Regions from separate parts of the Homo sapiens genome. Here region 2 is linked to region 1. Evidence: chromatin loops called from intact Hi-C (ENCODE). Cell type or tissue: PC-3. All regions are shown on one strand. Each heading gives the region's core, and the rest is flanking DNA. Links, peaks and the distances in the headings are about the cores only. Region 1 has its middle 39 kb from the start of MIR548X2. Region 2 has its middle 16 kb from the start of MIR4704.

Region 1 (16,642 bases), core at 5,180-13,179:
ATTAATTCAGCTTATGAACTCCTGTTTTTTTTCTGATTCAGCACATTGATATATTTTTAAAATATAAAAGTCATAAAGTAGGAAAAACGTAGATATCATCATTATTTCTATCTGCCATTCTAAACAAAATATAAGCAAGTGTGTCTTATAAGATTCCATTAGATATGGCAGCGGGGGGATTAAGTTATTACCACTCGTCTTTAAAATTTTTTATTTTGAAATAATTTTAGATGTTTAGATTTGCAAGGATAGTATAGGGAGTTTTTCTACATTTTTACTGATGTTTACCCTAAAGTTAACCTCTTACATAGCCATGATGTGTTTATCAAAATTAAGAAACTAACATTGGTACAATACTGTGAACTAAACTACAAACATTATTGAGTATTCACTAGTTTTTTCAATAAAGTTATTTTTCTGTTCCAGAATCCAATCTAGTTTACCACATTGCATTTATTCATTATGTTTCCTTAGTCTCCTCCAATCTGTGACAGTTGCTCAAGTCTTTCTTTTTAATGTCATTGAAAATTTTGAAGAGTATTGGTGAAATATTAATAGAATGGTCATCAGTTTGGGTTTTCACATTGTTAGCTTGAGGTTAAGATTTTAAAAAAAATAGCACTTAGGCGAATTTACCTTCTTGTTGCAGTTTATCAGGGAACATGATATCAACACAACTTACTACTGGTGATATTAAACTTGATCATTTGGTTTTAAAAAAGATGGCCTCTGCCTGTTTCTCTATGAAGTTATTAGTTTACCTTGCCTACGTTAATTAACACAAATGAGTTATTGAATCCAGGCCACCCTTAAAGATTAATTGGCTCAGTTGGGGTTTCTCTTTCCTCTTCCAGCTATAGAAAGTTTCTACCAGAACCTTCAGGCTACAGTTTTTATTTTCCTTGTAAGTGTTTTTCCTTCTTTCTTTTTTTCTTCTCTCACCTTCTTTCTCTCTTTCTTCTTTCTCTTTCTTTCTGTCTCTTCCTTTCTCTCTCCCACATCCCTCCCACTTTCTTCTCTCTCTTCCTCTCTTAGGGTTCTCTCTAAGTTTCTCATTTGGCAACTGGTGGTGTCCCAGGGAGAAAAAGCCTGCAAGGAGATGGGAACCCCCACCTACGTCTGTGGCCATCAGTACAGTTTTCCATCTCCTTTTGGTGTTTTTACACTGAGGGTGCTTTTACACTCTCATAAAATCCCACACTTGGGAGGTTAGCAAGTTTTAAGAATTTCTCACTGAATTTTCTTCCCAACTTAGATGAATCCAGATGCATCCAGTAGCATCATCTCATTTAAGCAAGTGCCTGGGTTTGTTTCTACCTGCTGGCAGCCTCTCCAGATTCCGGGTTAGGTTACTCTGCTCTGTAACCTCAGTTTTTTGATAGGATTCAGAAAATCATTAATTTGAAGTTTGCCCAGGATTTCACTTATTGTAAAAATAGGAGGGATACTTTTTTTCAGTTCTTTACATCTGTGAACTAAAATCACAAGTGGATTATCTCTTTTTCCATTAAAGAAAGCGTTTGTTTCCAAGTGTTATTTGATATTGTTTGATCATTTTGTAGTACATCTTGGTAGTGGCATGATTTCAAAAGTCAAGCACACATCAGGAATGATCTTCTCCAAACCTCCCCAGGTCCTGCTTCATGGGACAGGAGGATGCTAATAAGTATTGTTTAAAAAATACAAGAGATTGATTTGTTAAATGCATTTGGAAAAAATGCCTGCTTTAACTCTAGTATACAGCTTTTCTTACTGTGACTTTCCAAAGTTTTTAATATATAAATGAGCCTGGCAAATTAACAAGAATGTATTTTTCTAACTTATTTTAATACCAACTGCTTCTCTTTCCTCTAGAAATTTCTGGAAAGTTATTTGTAGGCACAAATCATTTTGTAAAACCTGACTAATTGAATTAAGTGATATGCAAAGTACTCTTGACTCTCCTGTTTTCACATTGTGAATATTCATATCCACTTCTGCTTTGATGGGCCTTCCTCCTCTGACTGGACACCTGAGATTCCAGGACTGACAACCTGTGACACCTGGCACAGCATCTCTTTGAATTGGGCTAAGGGTGGAGAACTTTCCTATTGTCCAGTGGATAGACAATATTACTTTCTCTGGTTATTCCTAAAGTTGACCGTGAAGAGAATGGCCAAGTTATTGTGTGCCATGTGAGAAACGGGTAGAAAAATATGGCAATAAAAATGGAAAGGGAGAGGTTTTTCTGCCTCACATTGAGCTGTTTCATTTTCCCGGTCAGAGCATCTGGGAATATGGCTTCCTTTTGGCGAAACCCAGTAATGTATGTTTTTATATTGACCATTTTCCTTAACCTTTTTAAGCCACTTAGTTGCTGTGAAGTCAATTCTTCCTAACTTTTGATATTTGGAATATGAAAAGAAACAATTTTTTTGTAGGGATATAGGTCAGAAACACCTTCATTTCACTTTCATAAGAAATTCACAGGTAAAATTGGATTTAAAAGCTGGTCAACGACTGTTAAGAAACATACCAATGTTATGATAGTTTAAAAAAATCATTTCAAAAGGCAGGCCTGTGTGTGTGTGTATATGTGTAAGTGTGTGTGTGTGTGTGTGTGTGTGTGTATGTTGAAATAGCTTATAGTCAGGTTTCTATAACAGAGATATGGGGAGATGCTTAACCAATGGTTAAGTGCTAGTTGTTCATAGTTAGAAGTTGTCCTTTTAGACTCATCAATTTATTTCAAAGTGGATTCCTACAAATGTCAGTTAAATTAGCTGGCCAGGACAAAGAAAATCAAATCCAAATGGTTGGATTCTCTTTATTTTATTAAAATAGCTGTTTTCTATAGAAAAAAAAAATCATACATTGTATTTTATGGTCACTCCCGAAGCATTTTGGAGATGTCACATATACATGATCTCAGGAGAATTTCCTTCCTGGTTCAGGCAACCTCTGTAGTTGGCTGTGCCGTCTTATATTACTTTAAGGCTGTAACTTTTGAGTCAGAGGTGCCTATGGCATGAAAAGCCTGGGTTGCCCTCAGGGGATTTGTCACACTTTATTTAGCTCAAGCATGGACTCAGAAACCTGGAAAATGTACTCTACTTGGCAGCCCAGCACTTTTTACAAGTAGTAAAGTTCAAGCTATCAAAGAACTTTTCAAGCTGACAATTATATAACACAATATGTGACCTTTACAACAAGATTTAGGCTCAGAAATTTGTGCTGAGGGGTTTCCAGCCTGCTGGTATGTACCTTGCCTGTTCTCTGCCTCCTCTCTTAAGCACATAGTTTGCACGGAAAACAGTCTGGTTATATATCAACCACTTATTCTATGACATACTAGCATAGCAAATGGTTTTAACACTACAAAGATAGTAAAACACATGTTACCTTCCTGCTACTCTGCCTGATAACTTGAAATAAGTACAGCTTCTAACGACTTCCCTTCTGGTTGGTAAGAAATTATAGTGTGCAAAGATATACTTAAAAAAAGGCTTTTGAAAGGATTAGACTGACACTTATTATAATTCAGTGTCCGTAAGCTGACTTGACCTATAAAATACGTGAATCTTAGATGAAATGAAAGGAAGGGAGTGGCTATTTAATGGCTGAGGTGAGTTGGGGGAATAATAGTCCATGATTAAGCGGAATTGAGTAAATGCTTTGTAGACTTTTTTCCCCAGTGGGATTTCATAAATTTAAATTAAATATATCAAATAGTAGAAAAGTATTTCACAATGCAACAGTGGGGAAAAATAAAAGGTAAAAATTCCTTTACCTTCTCTTTTCTCTTGTCCTTTTTAGGTAGTATTATATACCAGTTTGTTTTTATTCTTTTAGTGAAACTCACAGAAATTTCACACATTTGCCAAGAAACCACAGCAGAATCTGCGAACTACCACCAGTAGAGGCAAGATAGAAAGGAGAGGCCACACGAGTTGACAGTAGTGTAAAGGGAGTTATATGGAGTGCTTCTAGAGCTCCTTTCTTCAGTGCAGTCAAAGGTGACCCCAGGAAGTGGAAAGGGAAAAGCTAAAGAGAGTTACTTTTTGTTAAATAAGCCCAGGGGTCTGTGGTTCAATCCTACAATCTGAGGTCCATTTGTATTGCATGCAGTAGTATTTTACAGTATCAGGGGTTAGAACAGAGTCATCTCACAACACAAAACACTGTATTTCTGAAGAAAGTACAATTTTTTTCTCTTTTCTCTTCTTTATATTTTTTTATTTCTCTATCAACTAGCATAGCTCCTTTTCTTGCAGTGACATTTTGATTTTGTTTTACCATAAAACAAAACTGGAAAACAAAGAACAACCAAAACATAGCAAAACTACTCATAAGAACTGAATGAAATTTAATAAATTGAATGGAGATCCTATTTGAAAAAATTAAATGGAATTTCTATTTTAATTTTTGACATAACTATGTCATTAAAAATTAACAAGCCAAGAGGCACATTGAAAGTTGTGATATGACAGCCTATTTAATTGAATTATTATACTGATATATTTTCATTCTACTTTTAACAAAATAGAGGCACCCATCCCTGCCTTCCATGTGTCAACTGTTCAGAATTTATATTTTTCACTATGAATCAACATCTTACAAAAACTGTTTTTTTTTCCTTGTTTCTAATATAAATGTCTGCTCCCTAGCTCAGCTTTACAACTTGTGGTATTTCTTAAATGATAAATGCCAACGAGCTCTTGTGTATGGAGTTCATAATGAAATCTAATTAAGATACCTCTTGAAAGAATAAAGAATCTGACATTGTATCAGTCTGAGAAAAAGTTCTATATTAATACATGTAATAAGTGTAAAATTAAAGGAAAGTATTTTAGTATTAATATTTTTAAAGCACGAGGGGAGCAATTTTCATCATCACATCCTGATAAAGTACAAAATGTGTCCACTGTAGATTAGTTTATTAAATATCTGAACATTTAGTCAGGCCACACAGGCTCCCTTTTCTTGGAAATTCATTGATCTGCTGAAGACTTCAAGGTTTAGTACCTTGAAGAATATACATCTTATAAATTAGTGTACCTCTTCACAGCCCCGGAAATCTGGGATATGTTAGGGAATGAGTGTGTTTCTAAGATTTGAGATTATGACATTTAGGTATATACACCTGAGATAATTTGTCCTGAGCCCATGCAACAATTCAACTAAAATCAGTGTATCAAAAATGATGATAATTTTTCTTAAGATCTGCCTTTGCTACTCTTAATTGGCTTTAGGTGTGTTACTATAAGAACATGTCAGAGTTGTATGAGTACAGGAATAACAGTCCCTGCTAAGAGAAAATGGCCTATATCATTAAAAAATTGCAGGTTTTGGACAAGAAGCATCAATGAGAATCATGAGAATGTGTGTGAGAGTGGATTTTATCATATCATAATAAATTAATCATATAAAGGTACTTATCTTTACACAAGATTCACTGTTTTTGCCAGTGGCTCTAATAAATTTTTCTGTTTGCTTTTATTGCCATTTAAGTGATTATGAATTTATAGCAATATGATATAGTGGTTGGGACTTCTTTAGTATTTTATTTAAGAAAAGATTAGGCCGAGCACGGTGGCTCACACCTGTAGTCCCAGTACTTTGGGAGGCCTAGGTGGGCAGATCACGAGGTCAGGAGATCGAGACCATCCTGGTTAACACGGTGAAACCCCATCTCTACTAAAAATACAAAAAGTTAGCTGGGCATGGTGGTGGGCACCTGTAGTCCCAGCTACTTGGGAGGCTGAGGCAGGAGAATGGCGTGAACCCGGGAGGCAGAGCTTGCAGTGAGCCGAGATCCCGCCACTGCATGACAGAGCAAGACTCCGTCTCAAAAAACAACAACAACAACAACAAAATCACAAGAGTAACAAAGATGGAGATAGCAAAGTACATTAATTCATGAGACCTGAGAATCCATAATTTGCCTATATGCTGCTAAGGGGCCCAAAAGATTATTCCATCTATAGGGCAATAGGAAATATAGGGGTGAGAAAAACACCAGTCTCTTCATGTGATAAAATTCATCCAGTCTCCTGGAAATGACATGACACTGAGTCATGTCTCCTGGGTTCAACCAATTCTCCTGCCTCAGCCTCCTGAATAGCTGGGACTACAGGCGGATGCCACCAAACCTGGCTAATTTTTGTATTTGCAGTAGAGACGGGGTTTCACCATGTTGGTCAGACTGGTGTCGAACTCCTGACCTCAGGTGATCCACCTGCCTTGGCCTCCCAAAGTGGTGGGATGACAGGCGTGAGCCACTGCGCCCGGCCTAATCCCTGTTTTCATTTAAGCCTTCTGGGTTTGGTTTCATGCTCCCCCTGTGTTTCTGGAAGTCTTCTGAGATAACTGCAGGGTTTATGTAAATATAGATGTTACTCACCACGTGTTTCTTTCTGGAAGTCTTCTGAGATAATTGCAGAGTTTATTTAAATACAGACGTTAGTCAGCACTGGAAGGTATAGTGGGTTGAAGAGTATTTCTCCCAAATTCACATCCACCCAGAACCTCAGGATGAGACCTTATTTGGAAATAGGGTCATAGCTGATGGAATTAGTTGAGATGAGATCATCTTGGGTTAGAATGGGTCCTGAATGCAGCAGTATCCTCCCCTAGAGTCTCCAGAGGGAACTGAATACTATTGTAATGGACTGAATGGCGACCCCCAAAATACGTTGATGTCCTGTTCTCCAGAACCTGTGAATGGAACCATATTTGGAAATAAGGTCTTTGCAGATGCAATTAGTTAAGGATCTGGAGATTTTTGTACATTGATTTTGTATCCTGAAACTTTGCTGAAGTTGTTTATCAGCTGGAGGAGATTTTGGGCTGAGACCATGGGGTTTTCTAGGTACAGATTAATGTCATCTGCAAAAAGAGATAGTTTGACTTTTTCTCTTCCTATTTAGATGCTTTTATTTCTTTCTTCTGCCTGATTGCTCTGGATGGGACTTTCAATACTATGTTGAAGGTGAGAGGGAGCATTCTTGTTTTGTGCCAGTTTTCAAGGGGAACGCTGCCAGCTTTTGCCCATTCAGTATAATGTGGGCTGTGGGTTTGTCATAGATGGCCCTTATTATTTTCAGTTATGTTCCTTCAACACCTGGTTATTGAGAGTTTTTAGCATGAAGGGATGTTGAATTTTATCAAAAGCCTTTTCAGAATCTATTGAGATAATCCTGTGTTTTTTTGTCTTTAGTTCTGTTCATATAATGAATACTTAACTTTGAATATCATGTAATTGGACTACAAATCACCTACCGTTCCTCATTGTTTTGTCCAGCTTCCTGTGTTATTCCTCCTCATTTCCCCATTTGTTAGTTCCTGGTTTACTGTAACTCTCTTCATTACTCCTGTTTATTTTAATCCTGTTTATTATACTATATACATAGATACTTCTCTGAAAACATTGAATTCTCAATTTCTTAAATTCTCCTTCTTTCCTCTATCTCAGTCACTCACCCTCATGGTCATGCCTTGGACCTTGCTTCACTGCAATTTCTCTATAATTTCAGTTTTATGCATCACATTCCATGATAACTACTTCCTATCTATGCATCTCACTCCCATAGGTTTTTGACTCTAAAAATCTTTTAGCACTATTAGGATCTCCAATTTACTTATTTTACTGGTTTTAGTAATCTTTTGCTTCTTTGAAGTTTTTATTTATCTCCTAATCTGGCTTAAATTTCATAGTTAATAATCACTTTAAATCCCTTTCAATATGTCTAGCTTCCTTGTTGTTTTCTTAGTTTGTGGTACTCACTTGGAAAATTAATCCTGATATGTCTGATTTTCTCAATATTCTATACCTGGACCCAAAGCAACAGACCATGTATGGAAAAAGAAATATCATCTTGGTGGTCTGACTTTAATTTCATGACTGCAAACCTCATGTGAGCTTTTAATGCTGACTAGAAATCATATTTCCTTAGTTCATTAATTTCCCCTTCTCTTAACACCTTTTACAATTTTCTTCCCTCCTCATTCAACTTCTCTTCCACAGATGAACTATGTATTCCTAAGGCCTTCTTAGGTTCCATCTCTTCTTCTCTACTCAGGAACATTCCTTCAATTCTTTTCCTGCCTATATCACTACTCCTTTCCCCTCATTGAATTATTTCCATCTGTACAAATTTATTGCTATATTGTCAGTCTTCAAAACATTGCTTTCTTTCTACTGCTTTATTCTTCTGCTCTCCTTTGAAGCAAAACTCCTTGAAAGAGTTGTCAATACTAATTGTGTCTAATTCTTCTATTTTCACTCCCTGTTAAGCCCACTGTTGCTCCTATTACTTCATCAAAATTTTTCTTTCCGTGAACACTATTGATCTTTATATTGGTAAACTCTAATGTCAATTCTCCCTCCCCGTATACATAAACTGTCAGTAGAATTTGACCTTTCAGTAGCAGTTGGACACTCTCTTTTCTTCAATATATTTTATTCATTTGGTTTCCAGGACATGAGGCTGAGAAATTCTAGGCAGAAAAGTGCAGGTTCCCAGCGAAACCCCACTCTTAAACCCAAAAGCCTGAAACCCACTGCCCAAAGTGAGAAATTCTATCCCTGTTTTCCTGCTCCAGTGTTGCCTTTTCCTAAACTACCCATGACCCCTCCACCCTGCATCCTGTCCCTATAAAAACCTCAGACTAAGCCGGCAGAGAGGAGAAGCAGGTGGACGTCAGAGACTACAGCTGGACATTGTAGAGAAGCGGCTTGACTTCAGAGGGACAGCTTGATGTCATAACTTTGAGAAGAATCCTGCCAGAGATGGCCACACTCCAGGGAAATGTTACCTTTCCACCCTGTCCCCTTTCAGCTCCACTTCCTGCTGAGAGTAACCTTCATTGGCAATAAAATCCCCTACATTTACTATCCTTCAATTCGTTACTGCGACCTCACTTTTCCTGGATGCCAGGCAAGATCTCGGGAACCACAAGTGTGGACACAAAAGGCTGTCACGCTGGCCCTTTGCCCTTGTTGCTGGAGGGCAGCCACCTCATGTGAAAAGGCAGAGGTTTCACTGAGAGGTAAATATATAAGCCATCCATGGACTGCAGAGCTAAAAGAGCACTGTAACATATCCTCTGGGGCTTCAGAGGTTGCAGGCGCCCCCACCTGGACGCTGCTAGGGGGCCTGCATAGAGTTTGCTCCTGAAGGTGCCCAAAACTGCTAGCTCCAGTTCCTGCACCTGCTCACCTGCATGCTCCCTCCCATGAGGAGTGAAACGCAGTAGTTCTGAGTAGTGGAGTTTGATCCCACCGCGCCAAAGCAGCTGGCTGGTTCCAGCCCTCCTGCACTCTAGTTCCTGCCTTGTTCACTCGCACACTCCCTCCTGCAAGGAGTTGAGAGCGCTAGGCTTAATAAACGAGGCACACGCACGCCTGTCACGAGTCCCGCGAAGGGATCGGGGAAATATCCTGCTTCATCACTATTGATTTGGTGTATGTGTTTTTTTTTTACACTAACTGGAATTGACAAATACTCTAGTTACGAGTTTGCATTCCCTTCCTGTAGTACTTCAGACTACAGCCCATCCATCCAAAAGTTTTTAAAACACTGTTTTTTTCCCTGAAGTTATCTGATATTATCACTGTTTTCAAACCAGACTTCTATACTCACTAGTACAGAAAAATAAAGAGTGAGAAACGTAAAAACGCTTCTTTGGCATAGCTCCTTTTGAACTTAAAGTTGACACCCAATTAGGTGTTGAGAACAATTATATTAGCACATCAATTACCAAAATTGTCTGATAATAAGACTTAGGTGAGGAACGTGTAAAATCATAGAATCCAAAGCCCTTCACCTGAATGTTGATATTTATTTAGTTAAGTGGCATGAAGCTATGGATTTTGTCTCTGTTACTGACCCAAGGTTGATTATAACATCAGATCAATTCGAAGATAGTACATCAAACTATAATATTAAAGCAGCCTCAACAATAAATTTAGAGCATTCACTTCAGAATTTAAAAAGGGAACTGATATTTTGATGAAAGAAGTGTTTGATTGTGATATTTATTGCATTGCCTTTCTGTTCCCTTTGTTTTCGTGTTTACGCTTCTTTTTTATAATTATGCTGCGAGGTCATTTTGTGTTTTACTTCTCAGCAATTAAACACTTTCCTATAAAAATTTGAATGACATATGTCTGTTTATTTCTAAACTCTAACATGTGCTATGCAAATAATAGAAAATTGCCATCAAATGACTCACCCAGCTAAAGGTAGGATATGAATGGTAAATACTTTTGTTTAGATATTTGAAATAATATTTCATCCTTGCTTAACAGGAACCAGGGAAATAGTCACCTTAAAAACTGGAAAATATTGTTGACCTGTAACACTCCGTTTCTTATAGTTCAAAGTGAAATGAAAGGAATAGATATAGTCCTTCTTACACTGCTATTTTCAAAACAGAAAATAATTTCTATGGGCACACGGAAACTATCAGGGTAGTTAGCACTAAATTTCAATGTGATGAACCAAATATATTGCTATGCTATGAAGTAATATATTGTGTCATATAAAAACAGGGAAAAATAGACATTGAATGATCATTTGACTGTCTTTTGGATGAGCATCTGCAGAGCATTCTGGCTCTTGAGAATAAGGTATATTTTCATACAGATTTAAATCTATGTATTTTTAGCACTATTTCTTTTTTGGTGTGTAAGTTAATATCTCCTGTTGATTCAAAAGATATGAGACACTATAATACACAGATTTTCAACCTGGCAAGGTATCCTTTCTATTCAGTAGTATTAGTGCAGAAATAGATTTATATGGTTAGGCATGGTGGCTCAGGCCTGAAATCCTAGCAATTTGGGAGGCTGAGGTGGGCAGATCACTTGACCACAGGAGTTCAAGACTAGCCTAGGCAACATGGCAATACCCTGTTTCTACAACAAATACAAAAAAAAAACATTAGCCAGGAGTGATATCACATACCTATAGTCTAAGCTACTCAGGAGGTTGAGGTGGGAAGATTACTTGAGCTTGGGGAGGGCAAGACTGCAGTGACTCAAGATAATGCCACTGCACTGCAACCTGGATAACAGAGTGACATTCCATCTTAAAAAAAAAAAAAGTATGTGTGTATATATTTTGTAAGTTGTAAATTTTATATAAAGTATCATTGTTAAAACAGAAGTTAAGAAATTATTTGAACAAAGTTAATAACTATCCAAAAACAGCTAAATATTATTTACTACTTTATGTGCTAATCAAAGAATTTCTTAAAACTCTATTTCTAGAATTTATTATTTATATGAGTAAAAATGTCATTACTGCACTCCATCATGTGAATTTCGAACCAAGCAAATTTTGCTCATTACCTGGCAAAAAGATTGCATGTTGCACACCTCGTATCTCTTCAATAAAGTTTCCTCTAGAAAATTAAGAAAAGTTAATTATGTTCAGATTAAATAATCTTAACATGAGTCCTTTAATATCTGAACATAAAATATTTAATATTGTTTATTTATTAAATTACAATTTGGACAACGTTAAGTGTTCAGGGTTATAGATCCTCATGGTGAGCCCCCACAGTCCTCTAAACAAATGTAAACATCCTCTTTCAATAGATTTGTGTAACTAAACAGACCCTGAATATGTTTTATTTAAAAAAATTCACAACTCTGATTATTTTTAAATGTTACTTTTCCAACTCTTCCTATTTCTTGCATATTATTTTCCACTTCTGTGGTATTACCTGCTTTGAGGTAAAAAGAAGCCACTGTTTTATATTTAAAGGATTCGTAATTCTAAAAAATCCATAAATACTTGAGAATCTTTCATCATATCTTAAAGGGATTTTTGGTATATAGAAGTAAAAAACTGGTTATTCAAGCTGAAAAAGATAAAACTGAATCCCTACCTCAGATCATACGCAGCTCTAGATAGGCAGCAGACTAAATGTCAAAATACAAAACTTTAGGTTTCTCAGTAAAAAAAATTTTTTTAAGTTGAAATATCCCTTAGATCTTGTGGGGGAAATATTAGGTTGGTGAAAAGTAACGGCAGGTTAAATATTTGTTGAAAAAGATACAAATTTTGTTGACTATAAAAAGCTTAACAAATTTGACTCTATTAAAATTAAGAAATTCTGTTTTTTTAAAAAGACACATTAAAAGAATGTGAAAAGGCATCCTATACACAGATAGAATACATATATTTATATAATTTATATCAAAACTATGCCAGGTGCAGTGGTGTGCACCTATAGTCTCAGCTACTTCGGAGGCTGAAGTGGGAAAATTGCTTGACCGCAGGAATTTGAGACCAGCCTAGGTAACATAGGATGACTTTATCTCAAAAACAAAACAAAACAAAACCCAAAGAAACAAACAAACTATACATATAGAACATATAGGGCTTCCTTCGTTCCTTCGTTCCTTCGTTCCTTCCTTCCTTCTTTCCTTCCCTCCCTCCCTCCCTTTCTTCCTCTCTCTCTCTCTTTTTTTTTTTTTCTTTGACAGAGTCTAGCTCTGTCGCCCAGGCTGGAGTGCAATGGCACGCAATCTCAGCTCACTGCATCCTCCGCCTCCCGGGTTCAAGCGATTCTCCTGCCTCAGTCACCCGAATAGCTGGGATTTCAGGCACGTGCCACCATGCCCGGCTAATTTTTTGTATTTTCTATTTTTATTAGAGACAGGGTTTCACCGTCTTAGGCAGGATGGTCTCCATCTCCTGACCTCATGATCCACCCACCTTGGCCTCCCAAAGTGCTGGGATTACAGGCATGAGCCACCGCACACAGCCGGCCTTCCTTCCTTCCTTCCTTCCTTCCTTCCTTCCTTCTCTCTTTTTCCCTTTCTTCTTTTCCTTTTTTTTTTTTTTCAGGTCTCACTCTGTCACCCACGCTGGAGTGCAGTGGGATCTCTACTTGCTGCCACCTCCGCCTCCTGGATTCAAGCAATTCTCCTGCCTCAGCCTCCCCAGTAGTTGGGGCTACAGGCCCACACCACTGCGCCTGGTATTTTATTTTGTTTTATTTTATTTTATTTTATTTTATTTATTTTATTTATTTTATTTTATTTTATTTTATTTATTTTATTTTATTTATTTTATTTTATTTTATTTATTTTATTATTTTATTTTATTTTATTTTATTTTTTAATTTTAATTTTATTTTTATCCTTTTTGTCCTTTTTGTAGAAGTGGGGCTTCACCATATTGCTCAGGTGGGTCTCAAACTCCTGAGCTCAGATGATCCACCCGCCTCAGCCTCCAAACTGTGGGAATAAGATGAGCCACCATGCCCAGTTCCTAAGGTTTTCCGTGTGTGTGTGTGTGTGTTTGCAAATGGAAAAAATAATGAGAAATGCACAGAAAAGTAACAGAAACAAATGGACAAAAATCATGAACAGGCATTTTACATAGGTCACCACACAAAAAAAGATATTTATTAATAACTTCATTGTAATCAGTGACATCAACATCAAAACCACTGTAATTTTCTGTCTAATTCTTGTTACATTGGCAACATTAAGATTTTACAATACCAAGTGTTAGACGTAGTGGAAATCTGTAGAATCTCTTATATATTACCAATTGGAGAGTTAGTTATCTATCACTGAAACAGTTTGGCATTATTTTTTAAGTTGATTATTCTCATGTTTTATGACACAGAAAATTTATTTCTAGGAATGTCTAGGAGAGTCTCTTGCACTTATACAATCAAACACAGGTTCGGAAATGTTGTATCACTAATTTTCACTTAACAAAAGCTTGGAAACAACTCAAATGTTCATCAGTGGATCCAACATCCATGGAATATATTGTAACAGTATGTTCAGACAGTGCCGTATTACCCAACAGTTAAAGATGAATCCAAGACTATGGTTGATGTCTGCAACATAATACAAATGAAAAACTTAGTTTCAAAATATTACATATGCCTGACACCCCTTGTTAAGTGAAAGAAAACTAAAAATAAGGCATTCCTTGGAGATATTGTGGTTTCATTTCCAGACCATCACAATAAAGCAAATATTGCAATAAAGTGAGTCACAAGAGTTTTCTCGTCTCCCAGTACATATAGTTTTTCTTTTAAATGGTTATATTGCTTCCTATTCACTGCACTAAAATCTTCTGTGTTCCACCTATTCATCCCTCTTTCTCTCTTAATCCCTGGCAACCACTGATCTTTTTATTCTCTTCACAGTTTTTCCTTTTCTAGAATATAGTTGGAACCATCTAGTGTTTAGCCTTTTCAGGTTGGCTTTCTTCACTTAGTGATGTGAATCTAAGGTTACTCCATATCTATCATGGCTTGATAACTTAAATCATTTTAGTACTGAATACTATTCCATTGTCTGGAGGTACCTGAGTTTGTTTATCTCTTCACCTCCTAAAGGACATCTTGTTTGTTTGCAAGTTCATACAATTATGAATAAATGTGCTATACATGGGTGTGCAGGTTTTTGTGTGGGCATATGCTTTCAACGCATTTAGGTAAATAATAAGCAATCCATGACTACTGGATCTTGCGGAAACAGTATATTTAGTTTCTTTACAAACTTTCAAAATGTATTCCAAAGTAGCTAAACAATTTTGTATTCCCACCAGCAGTGAATGAGAATTCCTATTGTTCCACATTTTCACCAACATGTGATGTCGTTACAGCTCCAGGTTTTGGGCATTCAAATAGGTGTATAGTGATATCTCATTGTTGTTTTAATTTGCATTTCCCTGATGACATATGATGCTGAGCATCTTTTTATAGTGATATGCCATCTGTATATCTTCTTTGGTGAGATATCTGTTTAGATCTTTTATACATTTTTAAATTTTGGATTGTTCTTTTTCTACTTGAGTTTTATGAGTTTTTTATATATTTTAGATAACAGTCCTTTAACAGGTATATTGTTTGCAGATATTTTTCTCCCAATTCTGTGGCTTTGCTTCATATTCTGTTTACCATGTCTTTTACAAAGCAGAAGTTGTTAATTTTTATGAATTCTGGCTAAACAATTATTTATTTCATGGATTGTGCCTTTGGTGCTATATCTAAAAAGGCATTGCCAAACCCAAGGTTATCTAGATTTTCCTGATGTTATCTTCTAGGAGTTTTATAATTCTGCATTTTACAACTAGGTCTATGAATCATGTTTAGTTGATTTGTGAAGAGTGTAACATCTCTATCTAGATTCACTTTTGTTTTTTGTATATGGATGTCTAGTTGTTCCAACATCGTTTGTTGGAAAGAGTATCTTTCTCCATTGTATTACCATTGTTCCTTTGTCATGGATCAGGTGACTATATTTGTGTGGGTTGGTGTACCATTTTTTAATTGGTTTCTATACTATTTCTAATATTCCTTCTAATAATTTTAAGACCAAACCACTCTCCTTGGCAGCTGTAGCCCTTTGGTATCCTGGGGTCACCTACAGAACTCAGAACCTAATTTTCAGAGAATGTTACTGATGCCAGGAGGAACTCATGGGCACTATGAGAAGAAAGCTATGGAAATCTCCCTTCTAAACTGTGAATTGAAAAGATCTTTTCCCATGGCAACTTTTTACACTTCTTTCTCATAACACTAAGAAATACTTGACTCTGACCTTTTTCATACTTCTGAAATGTTTTGTTATTGGAACATCTTGTGAGTGCTTTGCTTCCTATGACTTTCTGCTCACATCTTTGCGCTTGGTTCCTCTCATATTTTCATCAGAAAGAGATCAAACCAGAACCTAGATGATATGAGTGCTACCAAACAACTCAGGAAGAGTAAAAGAGGGACTTGGAGTCAACTTGAAATTGTTCAGTTTAATTGACAAAGATATATCAAATGATGTAGGAAATAAATTTCCTGATCTTAAAAAATAAGATGAAATTGACATTAACTAGAGATAATTAACTTGAGGTAAACCTGAATATAGCTCCCACAATTGTTATTTAGGCTACCCTCAACCTCAATCAATATTGTTACTCTAGAAAATGGGAAAGATTATTTATAAATAATATTTATATTCATTATAAATCATCATGAATATTTCTTATAGGTTTTAAAGAACACAGCTAAAAAAATGGTGAAGGCATTGTTTTCCTTTACCCTCTCTTTGTTGTCATTATTCTTTATATTCTAAGTGCATCTGTTTTTCTCAGGGTTCTTTTGCCTGGAAAGTAATCTGATATTAATTCCTACTAATGTGCCCATGTCTCAATTATTCATTTATTGTAAAAATAGGACTCTTGTCTTAAAGGTAGATTTGGAATGATTTTCTTGGAATCTAATCTAAAGACTCCTATTCAAGAAGAGAGATCTGAGGTAAGCCGCCTAGGTTTTCTGTCTTTTTTGTTTTTGTTGTTGTTTGTTTGTTTGTTTTTAAATTGAGACAGGTTCTAGTTCTGCCACCCAAGCTGGAGTGTAGTGGTATAATCACAGCTCACTGCAGCCTTGACCTTTCTTGACCCCCCCAAACTCAAGAGATTCTCCCACCTCAGCCTCCTAAGTAGCTGGGACTACAGTCACATGCCACCATGCCCAGCTAATTTTTGTATTTATTGTAGAGATGAGGTTTGGCCATGTTGCCCAGGCTGGTTTTGAAGTCCTGGACTCAAGTGATCCTTCGACCTCTGCCTCCCAAAGTGCCCACCTAGCTTTTCTGAGCCTTAATTATCTTTCTTGAAAACTGCTC
Region 2 (16,642 bases), core at 4,876-12,875, 270 kb before region 1:
GTTAAACTTTGGAATGTAATTTTCAAAGTGCAAACAGAATCCAGGATTTATATTTAGTTTCTAAATTGGCATTTAGTTGGAGCATAGTATTGAAAATTGTCTTTCAATTTTCTGTTAGCTTGTCAGCTGGTATGAGTTCAATGACTTCAAGGTATAATATCTGCTACTATAGTAGCTTAACTACCTTAAAAATGATCTGTGACTAGTGGAATTCAATTTTGTATAGAACAAGTGTCTTCTTATATAATAATGATCATAAAATACTGCTCCTTTATATTAAGAATATAGTAAAAGAAACTGTGAGATTTTTATTCATAAAGGAATAAAGAGTTTAACAAAGGGCTTTAGGGTCATAATGTATTAATAGATAACAATATATTCATTTTCTTTATCTGAATAATAATTACATATTTTATGAGTTCAATTATCAGCCTAGGAAAACCTATTCAGTAGCGATACTTGGAAATGTGTATTTTTCATTTTGTGTTAATTAAATCATGCCAGGTATAATACAGGTGGCCAAGATTAAAAAATTTGTCAGCTGTTAATTTTTATACCTGTTTATAAAAAAGGAGGTACTTCAAATTTTCTTAATCTGATACTTATCATTTTAATTGTAAAGACCAAATGTCAAGTTGTCATTACAGGAATAGTTAACAAAGCAATTTTTTTTAAAAAAAAAAAAACTCTTGTACCTTATACAGGCTATTCGTGTTGCAATATTCTGGCATAGGTTTTAGAATAAAAGCATCATCTTTCCTGATTGTTGTATTTTATTGCTAAAGTAATTACTTTAGAGATATACTAAATATATTTATCATTTTTTTGTAATTTTATTGTAATACACTCAGATTAGTGCTCCTGCACAAAACCAGACAGAGATTTGTTCTAAGTTGAAAACAAGAGAGAAAAAACAACACTAGTATTAAGAAGAATAAATCTAAGTTTATGTATCATTTTTAAAATGGCTTCTCAGAAATATTTATAGCATCAAAAATTATTTTTTCTTTCACTCTTAGAGAAATATGTTTCTATTTTGTCATTGTTGCTACCATGACCTTGTTAGTACTGAGGGAAAATGGGGCAGTTTATTACTTTGCTATGGCTGCCACAACAAAATACCACAGACTGGCCAACTTTAATAGACATTTATTTTCTCAGACTTCCGGAGGCTGGAAATCCAAGATCAAGGTGCAGAGAAGTTTGGATTCTTCTGAGACTCTCTCCTTGGCTTGCAGATCATCACTTTTTCAGTGTGTCTTCACACGGCCTTTTCTCTGAGTGTGTCCACCCCTAGTGTCTCTCTTTATATCCTAATCTTCTTATAGGGACATCATCCTAAAGCCTTACTTTAACTTCGTTACCTCTTTAAAGGCCCTGCCTAGAGATATATTTACATTCTGAGACACTGGGGGTTAGAACTTTAGCATAAACATTTTTGAGGACATAACTCAGGACGTAACAAGCAGTGTCAACATATCAACACAAGCCAAGTGGTGTGATCTTTTTCCCTTTTATGCTTTGCAATTTAAATTCTTTTTATAAGAAAGAATATTTGGGATATCTATAAATAGCTATATTGAAAGACTGTGGTTTTCTCTTTCCAAGTGTATATAGGTTTGATTTATTAAGGATAATGGTCTCATTTAAATTATAATTATATTGTCATATTACCTATCTTTATGTAATGGTGCCTTTTTCTTATGGTTTCTGTGTAATTGTCTGTGCATTACAAGTGACTTTATTAGGACCATCACATGACGTCAGCTTTTTGCTCTGCGGCATAATGGCAAAAGAAGAATTCAATGTGATTACTATATTGAATAATATTTTTAAGGATAATATACATCTCATGGACGCAGAGGAATCAGACTAGAAATGAAAAATTTTCCTCATGTGAGGTCTCTAAATATAAATCTGAATGCTATTACATTGGTTAAATCTAATTTCCCAGAAAACAGAGGAAAAACTATGAAAGGATGAGATTTCTTTTTAGGGAAACAGAAAATGTAATAGATGAGTGTTTTTTAAAACCTCAATAATGTGTTCACTATATAGTACATTTAAAATTGTGTTATTTTAAAATTTGTGATTATTTATTTAGTAATTTAATTAAATAAATATCTTCCATCAAAAGTGATGACAATAGTTGATTCATTCAAAGAGCGTATCCATGCAGAACTGTATAAAACTGAAATTTGTGGTATTAGCTCAGTACAAAACAGCATATTATAAACTGGCATCATAGAGTCCCTGGAAAATACACATGTAACTCAGTGTTTGACCTACCTAACATGGCTAAACAAATACCTCCTATTGTTCTTTATTTCCCATCCCTGTTAGGGGATGGCCATGACTTTATGATATCAGATACTATTTAGTCTATGTTGCATATATTTTTCTCTACCAAGGCTACTATTTTTTGCATCAGTAGTATTTTAATAAGTAATGTCCTTCTGAAAAATATATATGGATTTCTTATAAACCATTACTCATGATTGAACCTTTAAATATGTACCATCTTTGTAGACAGGCATCTGAGGTATTAACTAGGGGAAACTACTTGCTCTCAAGTTCCTGAAATCAACAAGGGAAGACAGAAAAGCAAACTAACTTTGCAAGACAATGTTTTAACTGTAAAAATAGAGGTAAATATGTGCTTAGAGTCAAAGGCTATGGATAATTAATTCAGGCCCAGGAGTCGAGTTGATGGGTAGTGTCTGGGTAGATTTCCCAGAAGATGACAACACTGGAAATAAATTTTGAAGGGATTAAGTGTGGGTAAAGAATGAGGAATCCTCAGTGAAAAAGTATTGAAAGATTCTGATCTTTATCTATTAGAGCATGTTCCAAATTTGAAGATAAAAGTTGAAATAGCAAGAAGAAGGGTCAACTCCTTGGACACTGAGGCTACAGACAGAAGTGAGACCCTTTTGATAAAGAACCTTATGCACCCTAATAAGGTATTTAGATGTTATCCTATAGGTGATAGAAGTTTGGAGAGGTTGGTTCTGGGGATAATATTTTTAGAAGATGTTGTTTGCAATACAAACTTAGAAGTTTCAAACCACATACATGTATTATTTCACAGTTGTCATGGGTCAGAGTCCACACTTGGCTTCTGACCAAGTCCTCTGCTCAGGGTCTCCCATAGCTGCAAAGAAGGTGAAAACACACAAGGGTGTGTTTGCATCTGGATGCTTAACTAAGGAAAAATCCACTGCATTCAGATTCCTTCAGGTTTATTCAGGTATTTTATAGAATGCATTTCCATGTGATTGTCTGACTGAAGTTCCCAGCTTTTTATTAGCTATTGCCTGGAACCTAATTTCAAGTTTTAGAGACTACCCTCACATCTTGGCCACGTGGCCTTCTGCATAGGCAGTTTGTGACATGACTGCTTGTTTCTTCAAAGACAGCAGGAGAACCTCTCTCTCTCCTTTCTGCTGAAACGGAGTCCTATGTATCATAACACGGTGATAAGGTAATACCCCATCACATTTGCCATATTCTATTGGTTAGAATAAAGGTACAACTTTTATCCACACTCAGAAAGAGCACATGATATAAAGGTTTGCAATAAAGAAAATAACAAACAATATATAATAGACTGGAACTACTCCTATTACCCAGACCAAGAAAAACAGCATTACCTATGAATTTATTGGAAATTTAAATTCTCATGTTTCACCCCAGATCTAATGAATCAGAAACTTTAAGAGCAAGACCAGTGTTCTGTGTCTTAACAAGTTCTTCAGGTGATTCTCATACCTGCTAAATTTTGAGGACCACTGATTAAATGGCAAATCTTCTTTTTCCCCTATGAATAAGGTTTGATATATCATTTGGAGGAAAGAAAGAAATATATCCTTTCTTTTATGGGAAAAAGAAATGAACTGGGGAATGGTTCCAAAATCAGTTTATCTCTTCCAGAATTAATAGGAATTGTAGTTACAAAAAAGAGTAAAGAAGAGAAGAGAAACTAAAATAAATAAATAAGAGACAGTAGGTGAAGCTAGGTTCAAATGATTAAAAACAGCAGTACATGACAAAGGATGGGAATTTGAGCAAGTAGATACTGAAAGCAATTCCTGAGCTAAATTACAGGAAATGCAATGAATTTTTATCTGTTTTCTATATTTAGGGACCTGGCTTAAACATTAGTGATAAGATTTGGTGTGTTTTTATCAAGAGACAGTCTATTGAATGAAACAACTATGGGCTGAGAAACATTCACACTCAAGGGACAGATAGAAGAAAACATCATTACCTGGTATGGTTTGTCTGTGTCCCCACCAAACTCTCATCTTGAATTCTCATGTGTTGTGGGAGGGACCCAGAGGGAGGTGATTGAATCATGGGGGCAAGTCTTTCCCATGCTGGTCTTGTGATAGTGAATAAGTCTCACTAGATCTGATGGTTTTGAAAAATGGGAGTCTCCCTGCACAAGCTCTCTCTCTTTGCGTGCTACAATCCATGTAAGACATGACTTGCTTCTCCTTGCCTTCTGTCATGATTGTGAGGCATCCCAGACACATGGAACTGTTAAGTTCAATTAAACCTCTTTCTTTTGTAAATTACCCAGTCTCGGGTATGTCTTTATCAGCAGCATGAAAATTGACTAATACAGTACCTGTATTGTTAACTAAAGCAAGAGAGAGAACAGGAATCTTGGAAGCTTAGGAAAGGAAGATTTAAAAAATAAAGAAAATATTCAAGGGTGTTGCATACTACAAGGGCAGTTGTGTTGGAACATATTAGTTTGAGATACAGACCTAATTCAAACCATTTAAAGCAACAAATACTATCTCCTAATGCTAGCATTAGGAGATATACCTAATGCTAAATGACGAGTTAATGGGTGCAGCACACCAACATGGCACATGTATACATATGTAACAAACCTGCACATTGTGCACATGTACCCTAAAACTTAAAGTATAATAATAATAAAATTTTTAAAAACCAACAAATATCTGCATTAATAATTTATTTTTCATATTAAAGAGAAATCTGGTATAATGGCTAACTGGTTCATTCATGGCGAGTTTATGTTTTCTCTCCCTGTCTCCCTCTCTCTTCTGCTCCTTTTTTCTTAGAAGATCTGGGCTGATCTTTTATTCCTGGGGAGAACAGGGGAAGGATATATTTCTCTCTTTCCTCCAGCATCCATATACATTCTGAAGGAAGACTCTGTTTGGTCCTACTTAGATCACATGACGACTCAAAGAGGATGACATATTTCTACTGTCTGGCCTGGGTCATATGCTCACTGTTGCAAAAAGATAGAAAAGACTGCTGTTGGACCACAAATATTGTCAGTAAGGTAAGTCCTGAGAAATATCTATTGGTTTTGATGCCAGAGCAATTTAAGTAGAGGATCTGGTAGAAAAGCAAGATTTTGCAGTGATTAACATGTAAAGAAAAGAAGGTGATAGTGATTGGTTCACGTTCTGTCTGTGGTATCATGACTACTGAAATTGCTTCCTTTTTCTGTGTTTTTGAATTTTTATTTGTATTCTTTTTAAATTGTTTACATAGAAATTCATCAGAGAGCCCCTTACCCAGGTTTTCTGATTTTCAGTTCTGATTCAGCTCTTTTTTTTTCTTTTCTTTTTTTTTTTTTAATTATACTTTAAGTTCTGGGACACATGTGCAGAACATGCAGGTTTGTTACATAGGTATACATGTGCCATGGTGGTTTGCTGCACCCATCAACCCATCATCTAGGTTTTAAGCCCCATATGCATTAGTTATTTCTCAGAATGCTATCCCTCCCCTTGCCCCTCAACCCTGACAGGCCCTGATGTGTGATGTTCCCCTCCCTGTGTCCATGTAGCTCTTTATAGAAGTAGATACCAAAGTAAAGAAAAAGAACCTATCTTTATTCCTATGTTCTCACCTGAAATAACCACCAATAAACTATGACAAGAGGTTCTCTATCTTAGTCCTGTGCTCTCCAGTGGCACCCCTGTTCAAGGGGCAGGAAATCTACATGGTCAGAGCCACACCCCAATTTCTAGATTATTTTCTAGATTCCAAATTCCCTGTCGAAATGGCTCCACATCCATTTCCAGGACTTGCAAATTCTCTGCTCCATCCTGATCCAATAGAGGAAAAGCACATCGTAGTTATGCACCACCTGAGGCCCAGCATGTGAGTTTTTGCCTTTTGGAGATGAATAAGGAAGTTGGACATGTTGGACTGTGCTTAACGAATGTATGGGTATGAAGCTTCTCACAGCGCTGGAGCTGGAGGGAAAAGCATAGTGGTGGATGCTGTGGACCAGCCCTCCTTGGCATCCACATTCCAGCAAGAAACTACAAGGGGTCCAAAAAATTTGAAGTTAGCCTTTCAGGTCATTATGAACTTATAGTTGTCAAAGTAGAAGACTAGTCTGTGGTGTATTTAACATTTTGTTAGCTTAATTGGTAAGTTTTAAATATTTAGACATATGTTATATAAATCTCCATTTGTACTCTGGCTTTAAGACTCACAACTGTTAAGGGCAGATTGCATGCCTGCAGGGGACAAAAGATACAATAAGATGTGATTCTGGTCAATCAGTTGGTTATAAACAATTTGTAAATAACACATTATATTCTATGCTATAAATATATTCTATGCTATAAAGTTCTGGTTCCTTGCTCTGGTCTTTGTTCACAATAAATGACTACAACTATGTCTACACTTGTATCCATGCTCTTAGGTAATTTATTCCTACACAGATTCTGTCCTTCTTTATGTGAATTAACTTGGCTAATGGAGCAATACCAATGTAATATAAGCAGAGACTTAAGAAATACTTTTTCATTGGGGCTTGTCTGCTCTTGCTATTCTGAGATTCCTATCATGTAAAAAAGCTTGAGATAGTCTCTTGGATGGTAAGAGACACATGGCCAAGTCATCCTATTATCTGAGCTGCCATCAAGCCTACCATCAGACATATATGTGGGGCCATCTAATCCCAGTTGAAGCACTAGTTGACTATAGAGAGATCAGCTGAATCAGACCAGATCAGAACAGTCCAACTGACATAAGCATTTCTTAAGTCACTAAGTATTGGAGTGGTTTGTTATATAGCAAACCTATTGAAACATTTACCCAGGATTTTCATTACTAAGTCATTTCTTATTTTCTTTATAATATATTCTAAACTCAACGTAATACAGAAGATGCTTTCATCTCTAATCTATGCTTACCCCTTTAGCTTTATCTCTTTGACGTCCCCCCATCTCTAACCCTTACCTCCCATCTTTATGCCATGTATAATGGCTTGAAGGCTTTCAAACATCCAAAGCTCTTTCGTATCATTGACTTTGTTTTTGCTTCTCTTTCTACTTTGATTTCCCTTCTATTGTATGTTCTGATTCCCTTCAAGAGCTAAATATGTACTCATTTTTTTTCAAGGCCCTTTTCCTGTCTTTTAATTTTTTTTTTTTGGCCCACTGACGTAGAGTAGTGCATTCTCATTTTGTCCCATTGCACTATAATATTTAATTGAACCCATTAATCTACACTTATTGCTCTCTTTCTGTTACATTATAAGTGAGCCAGCCCTTTGACAGCAGGAACCATTACCTGTTTGTCTCTGTATCCTCAACGTCGAATAGAGATGATGATATAAACTTAATGCAAGATGGGTGAATGACAAATGAGAAAAGAAAAGAGAAGGGAAAGATATACAAAAAAAAAAAAAAGTAGACAACAGATACAGACATCTTGTTTTGCTTCCAGGACTGAGATGGAAGGAAGACAATAATTCAAATCAAGGGGAATATTTTGTTTTTATTGTTATGGGCTGTTATTTTTAAGTTGACTTGAGAAGCTGTTCGACAGCAAGTTTTTATGAGGAATAAAAAGAGTCAAAATAAAGGCAGGGGATTAGTTTTTGGGTTCAGTGTCTTGAGAATGGCACAGTTGGATGTATTTGGCTAACTGGCATTATATGAAATAATTTTTTTCTGATATAGGATATAAGAATATCAGTGTGTGTGCATGTGTGTGTGTGTGTGTGTGTGTGTGTAGCTGTATGTATAAGTAATAATATAGGAAATTGAGTGAGTTCTCCATCACATTGTTTCTACTTACTACATGAAGTTTTAGGCAATCGGGGAAGTTCTCCTGTAAGCAAAGGAGAAAGAGAAATACGAGGGAGTGGAGGAGTGCAATAAAGGTCTGGAACAGCCAATGTGTTGAGCTTGGGAGTGGATCAATGATATTTAAAGGATATGTAGGCAACTTTGTTATTTTCCATTACCTTTCTTTATTGGCAAACTGATTTATTGCATTCTTTTTCCGGCGTATTTTTCAAAATTGGTCTTAGTTAATCATACTTTCCCATCTTGTTACAGAACTTTTTAATTTTCTTATTTTTTAGGGGATAATGTCAGAGTTATATATAATCTGTATTTGGCTGAAAATGGTTTTATAGTTGTAAACATATTAATTTTAAAGCAATACTAAGGCTTCCCATAATCATTTCACTTTTAGTACTTCTATTTATTTTGTGACAGAGTCAACAGTGAAAGAGATTTATTCAGTTTGAGTTATTTAACATCTGTAAGGATTAAGTTGACAGAATTGTTGTGATAGAATTAATATCGTCTTTATTCCTTGGCATAGAAAGATATGAATAATTTGAAGTCTGATTCTCATCCCTCCACTTCAACGCACACATTTTGTGGCTTCTCAAAAAAAGATCAACTTGTTTCCGAAAGAGCTTATAAATCTCTCTTTAGAGTATGACTGGGTAAATACATAGCTCTAGAATAAATACTTTGGTAGAAAAATTTTGGAAAGAATCATGATGAAATGAAAAACATCCAGATGTTGGAATCAGAAAAAGGCCTGAATTTACATCCTGGCTTGGCTTCTTATTAACTTTTTGACAAGGGACATGTTTCACCCTCCCTTTTAGGGACAGTTTTTAAATTTAATATTATAAGATTACTGTTAATGTTCACTTAAATAAAACTCCTAAAGTGGCAAGCAAAATGTGTGGCATATAAGTGGTTCTTGATAAATGGTTTGCTCCCTTTTTCTTTTACTCCTCTGGATAACAGCAAAGTAAAACTTTACAAATATCCAGTTATCTTTTGGTAGATAGGTTTTTCTTCAGAAAACCTGAGCTGTGCCACATGCTGGAGATGCTTAACATTATGCTTTATATACAAACACGGCATCACATTTATATTAACAATGTTAAATGTCTTTAAGATTTCTTTAGGGGTATTTGTGTTTGCAGTGTTTCATTTACTTTTCTGTTCAATGTCCTGCTAAATGCATAGTGGGTATTAGAAACGAAATGTACTTAAAGAAGGAAAATATCCAAAAGCTATTCAGGTGTTTGAGTAGTGAAAATGTGTGCAAACCATTTTTGTGGTAAAAAAATTTACATAAACATCTGTGTATATATGTATAGATATACTTTTTTTCCAACCTGGAACACATTTGTGGATGGTTACTGTTGGGCGTCCCACAACTCAGGTTCCTTGGTATACTCAGTAGGACAAAAGGAGAGAGAAAGAGAGATAGAGAGAGAGAGAGAGGTATCACAGAACCTAATCTCCAAACTTAATTGGCATTCTTGATGTTATCCTATCAACAATTCCAGTCCCAGACAGTACACAGTCTTTTAGATATCAGTTTCCCCCTGACCCCCACCAAGGACATAGACAAAGAGAGTGTCATATGAACATCAAGGGGGACCTTTCTGAGAAGAGAAAATCCAACCAGATCAGGAAGATACATTTAGAATGTATTAGCATAAAAGACAGCAGAGGGCCTTGGGGAGCTGTTGGAGCAGCTCATTCTTCCTTTGCACTGCTCTTTGATCTCATGGAAATGGCTCTTCTTTAATTCTGTATTTAATTTTCAGATATTCATTCTCTCTCTCTGAAAGACTGTTCAGAGTTGCCTGAGCTCAGATTCTAGAGCAAGCAATTGTTATTAAGTGCCTCCTGTAGACCACTGACAACAATAAACAAAGCATAAAAGGTCTATAATCAGGAAGTTAGAACCTACTAGGTGGGTCAGACTGGAGACGAAAGGATTATTTAAAACATTAAAATGAGGGCTATAAAAGAAATGGGAGGATGAAATATAAAATAATGTTATATTCTTCATTTTAATATATGTGTTTTCCATGATTTCAACTAAGAAAAATTTATAACTTGAATTTTATTTCTTAGAAACTTCATCTTATGAATGCATATACCTCCCTGGCGAACCAGATTTTTATGGCCAGGGAAGAAGTAGATCCAGGAGCCTGGATAAAGATCAGTAGCAAAAATGATGCCATCTTTGCCTCTCTGTGTATATTTGGGAAAATATACAAAGCAATAGCTCCCAGAATATACAGTAATAAATTCAGCAAGGAAGTCAGGAGATCTGGATGGCGTAGGACTGAAGAGTTCAAGAGTCTGGAAACCCGAGTTTGAATTACAGCTCTGCCACTCACAAGCTGGTGATTTTTGACAAGTTCCTAAACTTTGGTAACCGCTAGTATCCTCATCTATTAAAATAAGTGTTATAATAATCTCTACTCCATAGGATTCAGAATTAAATGAGGTGATCCACAAAAAGCACATAGCATGTATTATTATGCTTAGCATAGTATTGTCCAAAAATATTATTTTTACTAATATAAAATATGGTTTGATATCTTTAGCAGTATCTTTTTCATTTTTCCATTCATAAAACTGTATACACAGATATACATGAATATTTGCATGAATATGAGACTATCTATAGAGTGCAGTAAAGTGTTGGGAATATATGTAAATTAGTTTTTATCTTTTATTTTTATTTTTTTATTTTCCAACTTTTATGTATTTTAGGTTCAGGGGGTACATTTGCATGTTTGTTATATGAGTAAATTGGGTGACACTAGAGTTTAGTGTGCTAATGATTTCCTCCTCCAGGTAGTGAGCATAGTACTGATAGGTAGTTTTTCAACCCTTACCCTCCTCCCACCTTCTACTCTCAAGTAGGCCTTGGTGTATGTTGTTCCCCTCTTTGTTTCCATGTGTACTCAATGCTTAGCTGTCATTTACAAGTAAGAGCATCCAGTATTTGGTTTTCTGTTCCTGTGTTAATTGGGTTAGGATTATGCCCTCCAGCTCCATCCATGTTGCTGCAAAGGTCATGATTTCATTCTTTTTTATGCCTGTGTATCATTCTGCTGTATACATGTATGATGTTTTCTTTATTCAGTCCACCATTGATGGGCATCTAGGTTGATTCCATGTCTTTGCTATTACAAATAGTGCTGTGATAAACATATGTGGACAAGTGTATTTTTGGTAGAACAATTTATATTCCTTCGGGCATATATCCAGTAATGGGATTGCTGAGTCAATTGGCAGTTTTAAGTTACTTGAGAAATCTTCAGACTGCTTACCACAGTGGCTGAACTAATTTACATTCCCACCAGCAGTGTATGAACTTCTCCAACATCTGTTATTTTCTGACTTTTTAGTAATAGCCATTCAGTCTGGTGAGATCGTATCTCATTATGGTTTTGATTTGCATTTCTCTAAAGATTTTTGATGCTGAACATTTTCTCATATGCTTGTTGGCTACATGTATGTTTCTTCTTTTGAGAAGTGCCTGTTGATGTCCTTCGCCATTTTTTCATAGGATTGTTTGTTGTTTGCTTGTTGATGTAGGTTCCTTATAGATTATGCATACTAGCCCTTTGTCAGCTGCATAGTTTGCAACATTTTCTCTCATTCTATAGATTTTCAGTTTACTCTGTTGGTAGTTTCTTTTGCTGTGCAGAAGCTTTTTAGTTTAATTAGGTCCTACTTGCTTATATTTGTTTTTGTTGTAATTTCTTTTGGAGTCTTTCATGAAATTTTTGCCAAGGCCTATGTTCACAATGGTACAATGGTATTTCCTAGGTTTTTCACTTCCTAGGTTTTTTCTTTTCTTTCTTTTTTTTTTTTTCAGTTTTAGTTTTAGGTCTTTACATTTAAGCATTTAATCCATCCTGAGTTGCTTTTGGTATATAGTAAAAGGAAGATATCTAGTTTCAATCATCTGCATATAATTAGCCAGTTAACCCAGCATCATTTATTAAATAGTATTTATACCACTTTTTCCTAATGTAAAATATGTTTTGATATCTGTAGCAATACCCTTCTCATTTTTCCATCCATAAAACTCTGTACACAGATATACATGAATATGTGCATGAATGAGATTATATAGAGAGTTAAATGTTGAGAATATATTTAAATTAGTTTTTATCTTTTATTTTTTTCTTTTCCAATTTTTGTTTTAGGGCTGAGGGTACATTAACAGTAACTGTTTGTTATTGTTGACTTTGTCAAAGTTCAGATGGTTGTAGGTGCATGGCATTATTTCTGTGCTCTCTATTCTGTTCCATTAGTCTATATGTCTTTCAACCAGTATGATGCTGTTTTGGTTACCGTAGTCCTGTGGTATAGTTTGAAGTCAGGTAGTGTGCTGCCTCCAGCTTTGTTCTATTTACTTAGGGTCGCTTTGGCTATTCAGGCTCTTTTTTGGTTCCACATACATTTGGAATAGCTTTTTTCTAATCCTGTAAAAATGATTTTGGTAGTTGGATAGGAATAGCACTAAATCTGTAAATTACTTTGAGCTGTATAGCCATTTTAACAGTATTAATTGTTCCTATCCATGAACACGAAATGTTTTTCCATTTCCATTGGTCATCTCTGATTTCTTGTATAGTTCTTTCACCTCCTTGGTTACCTGTATCCCTAGGAATTTTATTCATCTTGTGGTTATTGTGAATGGGATTGCCTTCTTGATCTGGCTCTCAATTTGGATGTTGTTTTTGTATAGAAATGCAACTGATTTTTATACATTGATTTGTATCTTGAAATATCCTAAAGTTGTTTGTCAGTTCTAGAAGCCTTTTGACAGAGACTATGGGGTTTTCTAGATATAGAATTATGTCATCTGCAAACAGAGATCGTTTGACTTCCTCTCTTCCTATTTGGATGTCTTTTATTCCTTTTTCTTGTCCAGTTGCTCTGTCTATTACTTACTATGTTGGGTAGGAGTGGTAAGAATGGGCATCTTTGTTCTGATCTGTTTCTCAAGAGAGATGCTTCCAACTTTTGCCCATTCAGCATGATATTGGCTATGATTTTGTCATAGATTGCATTTGTTATTTTGAGATATGTCCCTTTGATGCCTAGTTTGTTAATGGTATAGTATATGAAGGGATGTTGAATTTTATTGAAAGCTTGTTCTATTAAGATGATCATTTGGTTTTTGTTTTTAGCTATGATCATGTGATGAATCATATTTATGGATTTGCATATGTTGAACCAACCTTGAATCCCAGTAATAAAGTCTACTTGATTGTGGTAGATTAGCTTTTTAATGTGTTATTGGATTTGAATGCTAGTATTTTGTTGAGGATGTTTTTGTCTGTGTCACCAGAGATATTGGCCTGAAGTTTTCATTTTTTATTGTTTCTCTGCCATTTTTTATGTTTCTCTGTTTCATGTTTTATTGTTTCTCTTGTATCAAAATAATGCTGGCCTCACAGAATGAGTAAAGGAGGAGTCTCCCCTCCTTGAGTTTTTGGAATAATTTAGTAGTATTGTTACTCTTCTTTATATGTCTGGTACAATTTGGCTGTGAATCCATCTCCTCCCGGGCTTTTTCTGTTTGGTAAGTTTTTTATTACTGATTCAATTTCAGAACTCATATTGACCTGTTCAAGATTTCAATTTCTTCCTGGTTCAATATTGGAAGGTTTTATATTTCCAGTAATTTATCCATTTCTTCTAGGTTTTCTAGTTTGTATACACAAAAGTGTTCAAAGTAGTCTCTGGGGGTTGTTTGTACTTCTGCAAGTTTGGTGTGAATGTCCCCTTTGTCATTTTTGATTGTGTTTATTTGGATCTTCTCTATCTTTTTCATTGTTAGTCTAACTAGAGGTCTATTGATCTTATTAATTCTTTCAAAGAAGAAATTATTAGATTTGTTGGTCTTTATTTATTTTGCATCTCAATTTTCTTTCAGTTCAGCTCTGATTCAGCTCTGATCTTGGTGAATGATATTTTTAGCAAGCTGTTGAATTCAGTTTTTTGAGGGTTTTGCATCCATGTGTATTAGAGATATTGTCCTGTTTTTTATATATATATATATGTATATATGTGTATATATACACACATACATATATACATATATACATACATATATACATATACATATATACATACATATATACATATATATGTATATATACACACACACACATATACACACATTATATATACACAAACATACACACATATATATATACATTATATACACACACACACACACACATATATATATATCTCAGGACAATATCCCTAATAAATATGGATGCAAAAACCTCAACAAACTGAATTCAATGGCCTGCTAAAAATATCATTCACCTAGATCAAGTGGGATTCATCCCAGTGATAAAAAGATGATTCAACATATGAACATCAGGCCAGGTGTGGTGGCTCAAGCCTGTAATCCCAGCACTTTGGGAGATCGAGGCGGGCAGATCACGAGGTTAGGAGATCGAGACCATCCTGGCTAATATGGTGAAACCCTGTCTCTACTAAAAATACAAAAAATTAGCTGGGCGTGGTGGCAGGCGCCTGTAGTCCCAGCTACTTGGGAGGCTGAGGCAGGAGAATGACGTGAACCCAGGAGGCGGAGCTTGCAGTGAAACGAGATTGCGCCACTGCACCCCAGCCTGGGTGACAGAGCAAGACTCTGTCTGAAAAAAAAAAAAAAAAAGAACATCAATAAATGTGATGAATCACATTAAAGGAATCAAGGGAAAAACCATATGCTCATTTCAATAGATGCTAAAAAATATCCTATAAAATTCAACATTCCTTCATGATAAAAACTCTCAATAAATTGTTTTAGGAGAAAGGTACAATACAGTAAAGGTCATATCTAACAAACCCACAGCTAACATCATACCTAGCAAGTTGAATGATTGTCCTCTAAGATCTGGAACAAGACAAGGATGCCTACTTTTATCACTTTTATTCAGCATCATACTAGAAGTTCTAGCCAGAGCAATTAGGCAAGAGGAAAAAAATAAGGCGCATTCAAGTTGAAAAAGAGGAAGTCAAATTGTTTGAAGATGACATAATCATATACATAGAAAACCTTAAAGACTTTACCAAAAAACTATTAGGAAAAAGAAATGAGTTTAATAAAGTTACATAATCAGCATACAAAAATCAGTAGTGTTTCTATATGCCAATAGTGAACTACAGGTTAAATGCAATCTCTATCAAAATACCAATGACATTCTTCACAGAAATTAAAAAAATCTTAAATTTGTATGGAAATGCGAAAGACCTCAGATAGCCAAAGCAATATTGAACAAAAAGAAGAAGGCTGGTGGCAAAATATTTAAAATTGAACAAAAAGAAGAAAGCTGGTGGCAAAATTGCTATGTGTAAAAGCTCAATTAATTTAAGTACAGTAAAGTTACTCTTAAGCTCTTAAGAGCTTATCAGGATGTTTTAAGCTTTGTAAGTTGAGTTTTTCTGCATATTGAAATAAATTATATAAAATTTTAATTAACAGGTTATCTAGACATGTTTTGGTTGTACAAACACACACACACACTCTTAATTTGGCTATCTCTTGTACAGTACTTTAAAATTCTCTTGAACTATTATTCCAGCCAATGTTGTGGTGACCAATTCTATGTAGATGTTGATTTGCTTTATGAAGGGACAATTGGGAAACCTATCACCTCACCACTTAATGCACCTGTCATTTTCTACCATGGGACCTCCTTCAGAGTCACTCTTTACTCTTGCACATACAACCTAGAAGTGCAGAGCAATTAATGATGCTAGGGCTACTTGACCTATGAGAAAAGAGAACGGAAGAATATATGCTTTCCTTTTTCTTGGTGGAGAGTTCTTAAATATCTCCTTAGATATAGCAATATTTACCTACAGTTGAAGACAGTTTGGTGAGGCCTTGTATTTGTTGTCCCTCTTCTTCCAATTTATTCCACTTGTCCTTTACTTTTCCATGGAATCCCATTTCCACAAGTACCATATGTAAGCCCTATGTCTGATTCTAAGGGAAGCCAGGTCTATAGACATAACCTAATATGTCTATTTTTTTTCTTTTGTAATAAGTTACAATTTTGTGAAAAGCTCAATCTTTTCTAAGTTTCCAAATGTATTGACAAGGCCGGGTACGGTGGCTCACGCCTGTAATCCCAGCACTTTGGGAGGCCGAGGCGGGTGGATCACGAGGTCAGGAGATCGAGGCCATTCTGACTAACACTGTGAAACCCCGTCTCTACTAAAAATACAAAAAATTAGACGGGCGTGGTGGCGGGCGCCTGCAGTCCCAGCTACTCGCGAGGCTGAGGCAGGAGAATGGTGTGAACCCGGGAGGTGGAGCTTGCAGTGAGCCGAGATCGCGCCACTGCACTCCAACCTGGGCCACAGAGCGAGACTCTGTCTCAAAAAAAAAAAAAAAGTATTGACATAAAATTGCTCAAAATTATTTAGTATAATGAAATTTTATTTAATAATTTATAAGATTCACAACAAATTTATTTAGCTTTAAGGCAACAACAAAAGAAAAGAACAAGTTTACCAATTGAAGT

Evidence for each region. Hi-C counts contacts between places; a loop is a spot of excess contacts. Peaks named below come from ENCODE experiments on the same cell type or tissue, not always from the same donor. Only the 100,000 strongest peaks of a DNase experiment are listed, where the experiment ranks them.
Region 2: a loop joins it to region 1, with 9 times the contacts of the local background. A loop is called at or near these places in 2 of 110 quality-filtered maps.

The regions. Positions count from the first base shown.
Region 1 is chr13:65,919,462-65,936,103 of GRCh38, reverse strand. No RefSeq gene overlaps it. Among named protein-coding and RNA genes, the nearest start is that of MIR548X2, 39 kb to the left of the region's middle. RefSeq lists an enhancer at 8,688-9,187. In PC-3, for the core only: a CTCF peak has its summit at 9,142 (motif pointing left); a DNase peak (open chromatin) is centred at 8,963; H3K4me3 peaks cover 1,734 bases; H3K27ac peaks cover 2,401 bases.
Region 2 is chr13:66,193,904-66,210,545 of GRCh38, reverse strand. No RefSeq gene overlaps it. Among named protein-coding and RNA genes, the nearest start is that of MIR4704, 16 kb to the left of the region's middle. In PC-3, for the core only: a CTCF peak has its summit at 9,781; no DNase peak of the experiment used is centred there.